3 separate regions of the Homo sapiens genome follow, and regions 1 and 2 are each linked to region 3. The links are chromatin contacts, found by Hi-C in ENCODE. All regions are on one chromosome and are shown on one strand. Each heading gives the region's core, a stretch centred on a gene start or an enhancer-like site at or near the end of the contact. The rest is flanking DNA. Distances are from core to core; before and after follow the strand shown. Region 1 has its middle 38 kb from the start of LINC02031. Region 2 has its middle 72 kb from the start of LINC02031. Region 3 has its middle 31 kb from the start of LINC01206.

The links. A loop is a pair of places that touch in the nucleus more often than their neighbours do. Pooled maps may share reads with other maps.
Region 1: a pooled map shows a loop between it and region 3 (3-fold over the local background). The contact joins two enhancer-like sites. A Hi-C loop is called at or near these places in 4 of 37 single-sample maps with no recorded cell type and 3 of 50 pooled maps.
Region 2: a loop to region 3 is called in a pooled map, with 2.4 times the contacts of the local background. The contact joins two enhancer-like sites. A Hi-C loop is called at or near these places in 2 of 37 single-sample maps with no recorded cell type and 3 of 50 pooled maps.

Annotation. Positions count from the first base shown.
Region 1 is chr3:182,681,029-182,683,728 of GRCh38, reverse strand. No RefSeq gene overlaps it. Among named protein-coding and RNA genes, the nearest start is that of LINC02031, 38 kb to the right of the region's middle. RefSeq lists enhancers at 24-73, 1,198-1,247 and silencers at 918-987, 1,398-1,467. Within about 2 kb of position 1,333, at least 4 of the 41 ENCODE cell types and tissues checked have a DNase peak (open chromatin) inside an H3K27ac peak, as active enhancers do.
Region 2 is chr3:182,715,036-182,717,735 of GRCh38, reverse strand. No RefSeq gene overlaps it. Among named protein-coding and RNA genes, the nearest start is that of LINC02031, 72 kb to the right of the region's middle. RefSeq lists a cis regulatory region at 2,469-2,558. Within about 2 kb of position 1,440, at least 2 of the 41 ENCODE cell types and tissues checked have a DNase peak (open chromatin) inside an H3K27ac peak, as active enhancers do.
Region 3 is chr3:181,920,046-181,922,745 of GRCh38, reverse strand. No RefSeq gene overlaps it. Among named protein-coding and RNA genes, the nearest start is that of LINC01206, 31 kb to the left of the region's middle. Within about 2 kb of position 1,404, at least 2 of the 41 ENCODE cell types and tissues checked have a DNase peak (open chromatin) inside an H3K27ac peak, as active enhancers do.

The DNA of each region.
Region 1 (2,700 bases), core at 84-2,583, 760 kb before region 3:
CACTGTGTTGTTTTCAGTGAGCGGTTGTAGAAAAAGAACTTCCAATCTTTTCTCCATGCCTAGGGATTATTAAGAGCGTAGAATTTAAAGTACATTTGCAGGGCTCGATGTGAATGAGGCAAAACCATTTCAGTATCAATCCCAGTGGTGCCAGCAACCCATTCTAAATTAACTCAGGTTTAAATATGTTACAGAAATGTGTTAAATTTGAGAACAAATTTCACTTAGGATCTGTGGGTCTCTGTTACACAAAAGATGGAATACTTTGGAGGCAATGCAGTTCTTATTTAAAGCTAAAATATGGCTTATCATAAAACTATAGTCAGCCCGCTTCAAACACTCATGTCTTCACCAGAATGGGCAATATAGAATGAAAATTACACCTTGAGTAAACAGAATTGTAGATAAATGAGTTATGTCTCAAGACGTTTTGAATATTTTTATTATTGTGTCTGGGCCAAAAGTCTTTCCATATGTCCAAAGGCCCCGTGGCATTTCCAAATCAGCCGTGGGTGACGGTGGGACCGCGGGGCTCGTATGATGCCAACGCAAGCGTACCGGGTGGTCCTCATAGTTTGTTACATTCCAAAATGCAACCATTAAAGGGGCGGCCCTTACCTTCCCTAGTGAATACAAAAAGCCTTTGGAGACCAAAGGGCTGGAATGCTGGGGCAAACGCCACCCCACGTGCTGACCCCTTGGCCAGAGCCGAGGCGGGCGGCCTGGAGTCCCCAGCGCGGAGCCCCCAGGTTCCCAGGAGCTCGGGTCGCTCTCCGCTCTCCGCCCCTCGCCCGGGCCCACGGAAAGGGCTAAATGGCTTGCGACCAAACAGCGAATTTAAAAGGAAGCTTTCACGAAAAGCCCAAGGGAGCGGCAGCCCAGATTGTGTGGAGGGCAGAGCCGCGGGTTCCGAGGGTCCCCGGGGCGAAGCGGGCAGGGGCGCACCTCCGGGCCGCGGGCAGATGGAACCCGGGCTCCCGGGCCGGCGCGCGGGGGGCGGCCGCCTAGACATCCTCTCATTCGGCTGAAGTTTATTCTGGGCCACCGAGAGCTGGAACAGGAAATGTTCCGTCTTTCATGTCCACCGGTGGGCTTCAGACAGTTTTGCACCTCCCGGCGAGCACTGATTAGCCGGCTGAGTTCTGCCGCATTTGAAGTTCACCATTTATTATTAAAGAGAAGTGGCAGTGATTAGTGCTGGGTCCTCGGGGAGTGGAATAAATATTTACTAAATAAGAACGTTCCGCCATAAAGGAACGGCTCGAACAGGTTTCTGAAACCCCGGCGCGGGCCCCAAGTGCCGCCCCCAGGCAGGAAGCGGCGTTGCGGGGCTTTCCGCGAGAGGCTGCCATCTGCAGACCGTGCTGGGCGGCGACCTCCGCGGGGCAGGGCTCGGCCCGGCGCAGCCAGGGCCCGACGAAACTCGGCACTCTGGGCGTTTAAGTTATTTTATAGGCTGTGTTTGTTTTATAAAGGCAGAGGTGAATGTCAAACTAAACTTCGAACCTTTCTTTAATTTAAGGAACAAAGTAACATTTTATCGCTCAAGTAAGGGGACTGTGTTGCTTCCAACGTTAGGAGCATTTTCCAGTATGCTCCAAAGTGTACCCAAATTGTGAGCATCCAAGAAAGCATATTTATGTATATTTCAAAACATTATGTCATACAATGTAAATTATACAGTTTTTATTTGTCAACTGAAGAATAATAGTAAAAAAAAAAGTTTATTTAGTTTATTTGGCAATTAACTTACACGATGGCATCCCTGTCAAAAGCATTCATGTTGGTTGTTTAAAAAGCGTTTTCCTTAATTATTAGAATAATACTTTTACTGTAGAAAATATGAAATTTGCATATATCTAAACATCAGTATCACATGCTTTTTTCCATCATATTTTGCAGTGGGAATTGTCCAATGACATTACATATTTTTAGGGACAAATTTAGTGTCTATATCCATTTATTTAACTTACAGTGAATTAATAAACATTAAGGTAGTTTCAAGTTTTCCTTATTATAATAGCTCAATTAATATTTTTGTATGCAATTCTACACTTGTCTGATTATTCCCTGGCACCATTTTATTTTGAATTTCTTTTATTGTAAGTTGGGTTTAATATTATATTGCGAATAATTACAGAGAAGGGCCAGTTTTTGCTCATCACCATGTACCTGGTGTCTTGTATTATGCTGAGCACATACCAAATGCCCAATAGATATTGATTGAATGAATAAAAGAATAAAAAGTTAGTAGAACATTTGAATTTCTTGTTTTGTGAATTGCTTAATATTATTCATTTATTATGATAAGTTATCTTTTTCTTATGAATTTATAAGCTGTGTTTTAGGTAATAAGGATTTAACCTTCGGTTTGTCGCACATATGGCAAACCTCCCTCCCGTCTACAAAGCATAAGTTTGTGTGTATGTGTGTGTGTTTGGGTACTTTTTGACTTCTAGAAGTTAAAAAAAATTTCATAAGGTTATATTTGGATGATACTCTTTATCACACATGCAAGTTAAATGGCTATAGACAATACTCTACAATCTGTTTTGTGGTATTTTTACATATTTTGGACAGCACATTTTCATTCTTCTATTTATCAAGTTTTTCCCTGGACTTGGAATTTTTTTCAGGATATAACACATGGAGTAAAAAGGTAGTACAATCTTAGTCTTAGTCTGACAAGCACAGGATCTT
Region 2 (2,700 bases), core at 191-2,690, 790 kb before region 3:
TTATTTTATTTTTCAGAGTCAAGGAAACTTGTCTTGAGCTAGCTACAGCCTTTAACAACTAAGTAAAGTATACTCCTGTAAATAGGATTTGAAGCGTGTTTGTTTCTCTCTGCCTAGTTCCTCTAGAATTTGAAAACTAGTTATAAGTATTCTTAAATTACAACAATATAGTTTGCATCAATGCAACAAGAATCCATTTTCTTTTGCAACAGGACACAATTGGAAAAACTGGTTGTTTTACCAAGGCTTTGACTGGAAGGGTGTGTTCCCCTTTAAGGAGTCAGGCTTGACTTGTAAAGCCAATAAAAAGCACCTTAGGAAACTGGCCTCATACCTAGACTACAGCTTCTCAGTACAGGGCTCCTAGCCTGCGGTGAGTAAAGAATGTCACTTTCTAACAGGCCTAGAAACCCCATGCACCTGGAACCTCAAGAAGAAAGAAGTTTACCCAATTCGCATGTATTTAAAGGTTTCAACCCATTCCTGGGCTTGGCTTTAAAAGGTCCTATCTGAGATTCCTTATGGAAAAAGTTTCCATCAAAGCTGATCTAAAAGATGGTTATTCTTGCTGGACTTTATGCAAATAATCAGACCAAGTTTAAAACTAAAGTCTGTTTTGCAAACAGCTCAGTCCTACCATAAGTTGTTTTTAACAAAAATGAGGACTAAAGAGAGAAAAATTATGTTTTAAAACTTATACATCTGTCATTGGCTTGTAGTCTCATTAATTGTTTTTAAGTTCTTGCCTACATTTTAAACTAACCCTGTTTATTTCTGTCAATCTCTGGCTGCAGCTCAAAGGAAACAAAAAAGCATGGGTAATGTAAAAATCTGGAAACATGTTCTAGTTCTGGGCAATTATCCTACAAATACTGACAGGTAACCTATAACCCCAAGGTTTCCTTTTTTTCAGGGAAGGTGAGACCAAGGAAGCTAAACAAAGCCAAGCCCCATACACCCACTTACAATAGCACAATCCATTTAAATGGCTTGCAGGTATCAAACAAACTCAGTAGTCATGGTTATGGCCTATTGTGCCCCCATTAATAATGGCAGTCTTAATACTCACAGTTGAACCCTATATTCTAAGCCCCCTTGTAAACTTTATCTCTTCTCACCTAGAAACCACCAAGCTTCAAATGGTGCTTTAAATAAAGCTGAAAATGAAACCTCCCTTCTACCAGGAACCCTTAAATCAACCCCAGGAGGAGCCCTAGCTGCTGTTCCCCACACAATGCCCCTCTCCAGCAGGAAGTAGCCAGAAGAAGTCATCACCCAATTCCCCCTAACGGCAGTTAGGGATTCCATTTCAGAGGGGGGAAATATGTTATAGGAGGCAGAGAGAAATTATTTAGGTGAGTCCCTGGCAGAAAACTTTCCTTTTAACAAAAAGCAGCTCAGACATAGCTCCCTTTCTAATCTCATGCAGTTCAAAAAGTCACTTCTCTTCTAACAACAAGCAGCCTGAAAGAGCAAACAGTAAAACACAGATAAGACAGCTCCCACACAGAAGGAGCTGGGGAAAATCTCCTGGGTAATCACCAAACTTCACACCTATACAGTGGGTCTCAGTGAAACAGTGGGCCTTAATAAGCACATTCCTTTCCCTTTTAGGTGTACTAAGATAGGGAAGCTAAAAGCAGACTTGAGCCTGTAATCCCAGCACTTTGGGAGGCCGAGGTGGGCGGATCACTAGGTCAGGAGATCGAGACCATCCTGGCTAACACGGGTGCTTTCTGTATGTCAAGTGCCACACTATTAATTCTTTTTTTTTTTTTTTGAGACAGAGTTTTGCTCTTGTTGCCCAGGCTGGAGTGCAATGGCACGATCTCGGCTCACCACAATCTCCGCCTCCCAGGTTCAAGCGATTCTCCTGCCTCAGCCTCCTGAGTAGCTGGGATTACAGTCATGCACCACCATGCCTGGCTAATTTTGTATTTTTATTAGAGATGGGGTTTCTCCATGTTGGTCAGGCTGGTCTTGAACTCCCCACCTCAGGTGATCCGCCCACATCAGCCTCTCAAAGTGCTGGGATTACAGGTGTGAGCCACTGTGCCTGGCCTCACACTATTAATTCTTTTAATTTACTTACCCATCTTGTGAGATAGGTACTACTTTATTACCATTGTAGTTCCTGTTTTACAGAGGAGGATAGTAGACACACTAAGATAAAGTTATTTGTGAAGCTAACCACACACCTAGTAAGTGGCAGAGCTAGGGTTTGAACCCATGCCATCTGCCTTTGGAGATTCTAAGATGATAGACCCTCACTTTGGTATGACTTCCATCTGTGAAAGCCCCTCCTACAAAACCCCTCACTGCCACTCCATCCTAAAATCTAGATGGAGTCTCGGACTGACCACAAACTAGTTCACTTTTTCTCTTATTCCTTCCTCACAACTTAGACACTCAATGATCTTGTAGTTGCCAAAGACTAGGACTTTTTCAGTCTTTTTCTCACCACCTAATCTAAAGAGACACCTGTGGTCAGTTGGACCTTGTGGCTAACTCGCTGGAGAAATTGCAGTTGAAGTTGAAGGGCTACTCTTAACCTTCACATTTATCTTGCCCTGTTGATATCCACAGCACTAGGCATGGTATGTTCTTTGGAACACATGCCCAGTGAGTCCCAAAGTCACAAGGTTATTTGATTTATTTTATTAGCATGAGCTTGCTTATTGGCCCATTTTTAAATGCAAT
Region 3 (2,700 bases), core at 155-2,654:
AGATCACTTAACCGTGATGTTTGGTGCCAATACCAAATGGAGGACAGTAAGCTACATCCATTCACATCTGGTGTTACGACTTTCCGTTGATTTCAAATAACCTTCTTTCTACCACTGCACAATAACTCACAAGGTACAACCCTTCCAATGCCCACTTCATAAGTAAACAATAGCTTTTTCTCAAGAGATAGTGCCATATTTATTGTACAAGTTATGTCTTGCTTAACCGTTTAACATGGGTACAACTGTGCTACCACTTTTATTAGCTTTCTCTTATTTCATGTGTCACTGACAAAGTATTTTTGAGTGTTTCCCCAATCTCATTTTTGCCATAGTAACTATGATATTTATTGTATAGTTGTGCATATGTCACATTGCCACAAAACTGACTGTTCCTCTAGTGTTCAACAAGATCTTAAAGGAATGAAATATAGAACAGAAAAATGTTAATGAGTAGGAGAGAAAAAATAATCTTAAAGGTCAACTGTGATATCCCTACTCCCGCCCAAAATGTGTGTGATGTATTTGTGTATAATAGAAATAGAATGTACAGAAATGCTAAGATTCACTCTGAGGGATGGATAAAAGTAACCCATTTTCTTTATTTTTTATTGAATATCCAAATTTTCTGTAATTAACATCTACTATCTTCATAATCACAAATACATACATAAATTGTTGGCTTTTGTTGCTTGTTTTACTGTTTCTTACATCTTTTATAATCTGGATCCCAACCAAGCAATCCAGGCTCAAGCAGGAAAGGACAATTGTGGTGCCCCCATTGGAAGTTACTGGGAGCCTGGACTTGGGGTAAGGCTGGGACTGGGAGTTCATCTGGAAACCAAGCTTTCCCTTCTTCACAGTTTTGCCTTGGGCCAGCCCTGCCCAAACCCTTTACCCTCAAGCCTACTCAGGCTCCCATAGTACTAGTTTTAGGTCCTCTTCCCATGTGGATGAGAGTTGGCCAGACTTCCTTTCTAGATCTACTAGAATCACTAAAAGGGTATTGTGTGCGTAAAAACCAAATACCAATCTCCAGGTCTTAGATCCTATCCTCTTTCTTAGAAAATCCAGCCTTAATCCAGTTCGCATTTTTCCCCAAAAGCAGCTTATTCACTAATGGACCAGTCAGATTCCTCTCCTTGTTCATTTGTTCACACAGAAAAAGCTGCCTGGGAGACCACCTGTATCGGAAGGGCAGCTGATTAAAGGGTTGTTTTTTCTGAACACAGATTTTCAGGATAATGCTCAGGATTTTGCACATGTCAAAGTCTCACTTTTCCATATAACAACATGTGGCCTCCACAGGTAGTCCCCTGGTTCTATTTATAAATCCCATCGAACACAGAACAGAAATAAAATATGTATTAGTTTCTAAAGCTATGAAGTTTCACTTCCTCCTCCTCCACCTGACACACAAAGACCAAAACTTTTCACCCATTACCTAGAATTTGCCCATATGGAAATCTGTGTTGAGCCCAAGTCTAAAATAATTATTCAGACATTAACTCCCATGATGTTAAAAGGAATTTGATCAAGTAAGGAACTACTAAATCAAGGTGCAAAGATTAAAAATGTTTTATGTAGTTAATTTACAAACCAGAGTGGTTTCTGCAAAATGACTAAAGGCTCTCTTCCCAGAAAGAATAAACTTTTAAAATTGCCGAATAATATTCAAGAGACACCATGTGCTTTTACCTGATAATGTTTTTGTTTCTGTTTTTTGTTGTTTTTTGTTTTGTTTTTTGTTTTGTTTTGTTTTTTGAGACGGAGTCTTGCTCTGTCCCCCAGGCTGGAGTGCAGTGATGTGATCTTGGCTCACTGCAACCTCCACCCCCCGGATTCAAATGATTCTCCACCTCAGCCTCCCGGATAATGTTTTATTTTGCCTCTTTTTACTACCCTGTCAATGTTGAGAGAGGAGCTGTAAATAAGAAGCTATTTTATAATATAAATGACTATGAATACGAAAGTCTTCCTATAGAAAAAAAAAAAGTCTGCTTTAAATTTAAAAATTCTTACACCAGCTTCTTTACCTGGAATGATGCAAAAGCTGAATTAAATACTTAGCCTATTACCACAGGCTATGTCCACGTTATAGCAAGCCAATTTTTTCAGCTAAAATTAGTCACAGCACTTGAAAAGTAAATATTGCTTTCTTTAAATGGGAAGAAAGCCTGCCCAAGAAAGTATATGAAAATGTTTGTTTCATGACAATGAGTTCTATGTTTCTAAGGAGGAGTTTGAGGAAAAGCCTTGTATCATTAGCTATTTGAGAACTCATAGGCAAGTACACATAATCCTAATTAGGGGTCAGGGAGGGTACGGAAGGTGGAGGAAGAAAAGTTAAGAGATTCGTGATGTTGTAGATACATGCATGGTGCGCTTAGAAACTTCATCCTCTGTTTCCATATACTCTTTTTTTTTCATGTTCTTATTTATTTAGCATGTAGCATGACACATTTAAGAAAATTAAGTTACCTTTACATTTCTTGGTCTGGTCTGTTAAGGAAGGTCACTGGATTATTGTGTTTTGATGATATTAGTTATTTCTTTGAGACAACTTGCGTGGCTAATCTGATTTTTCACTGATGACCAATTTGGGTGTTTTTTTGTTTTGTTTTGCTTTTGTTTTTTTTTAAGATGGAGTCTTGCTCTGTCACCCAGGCTAGAGTGCAATGGCGTGATCTCGGCTCACTG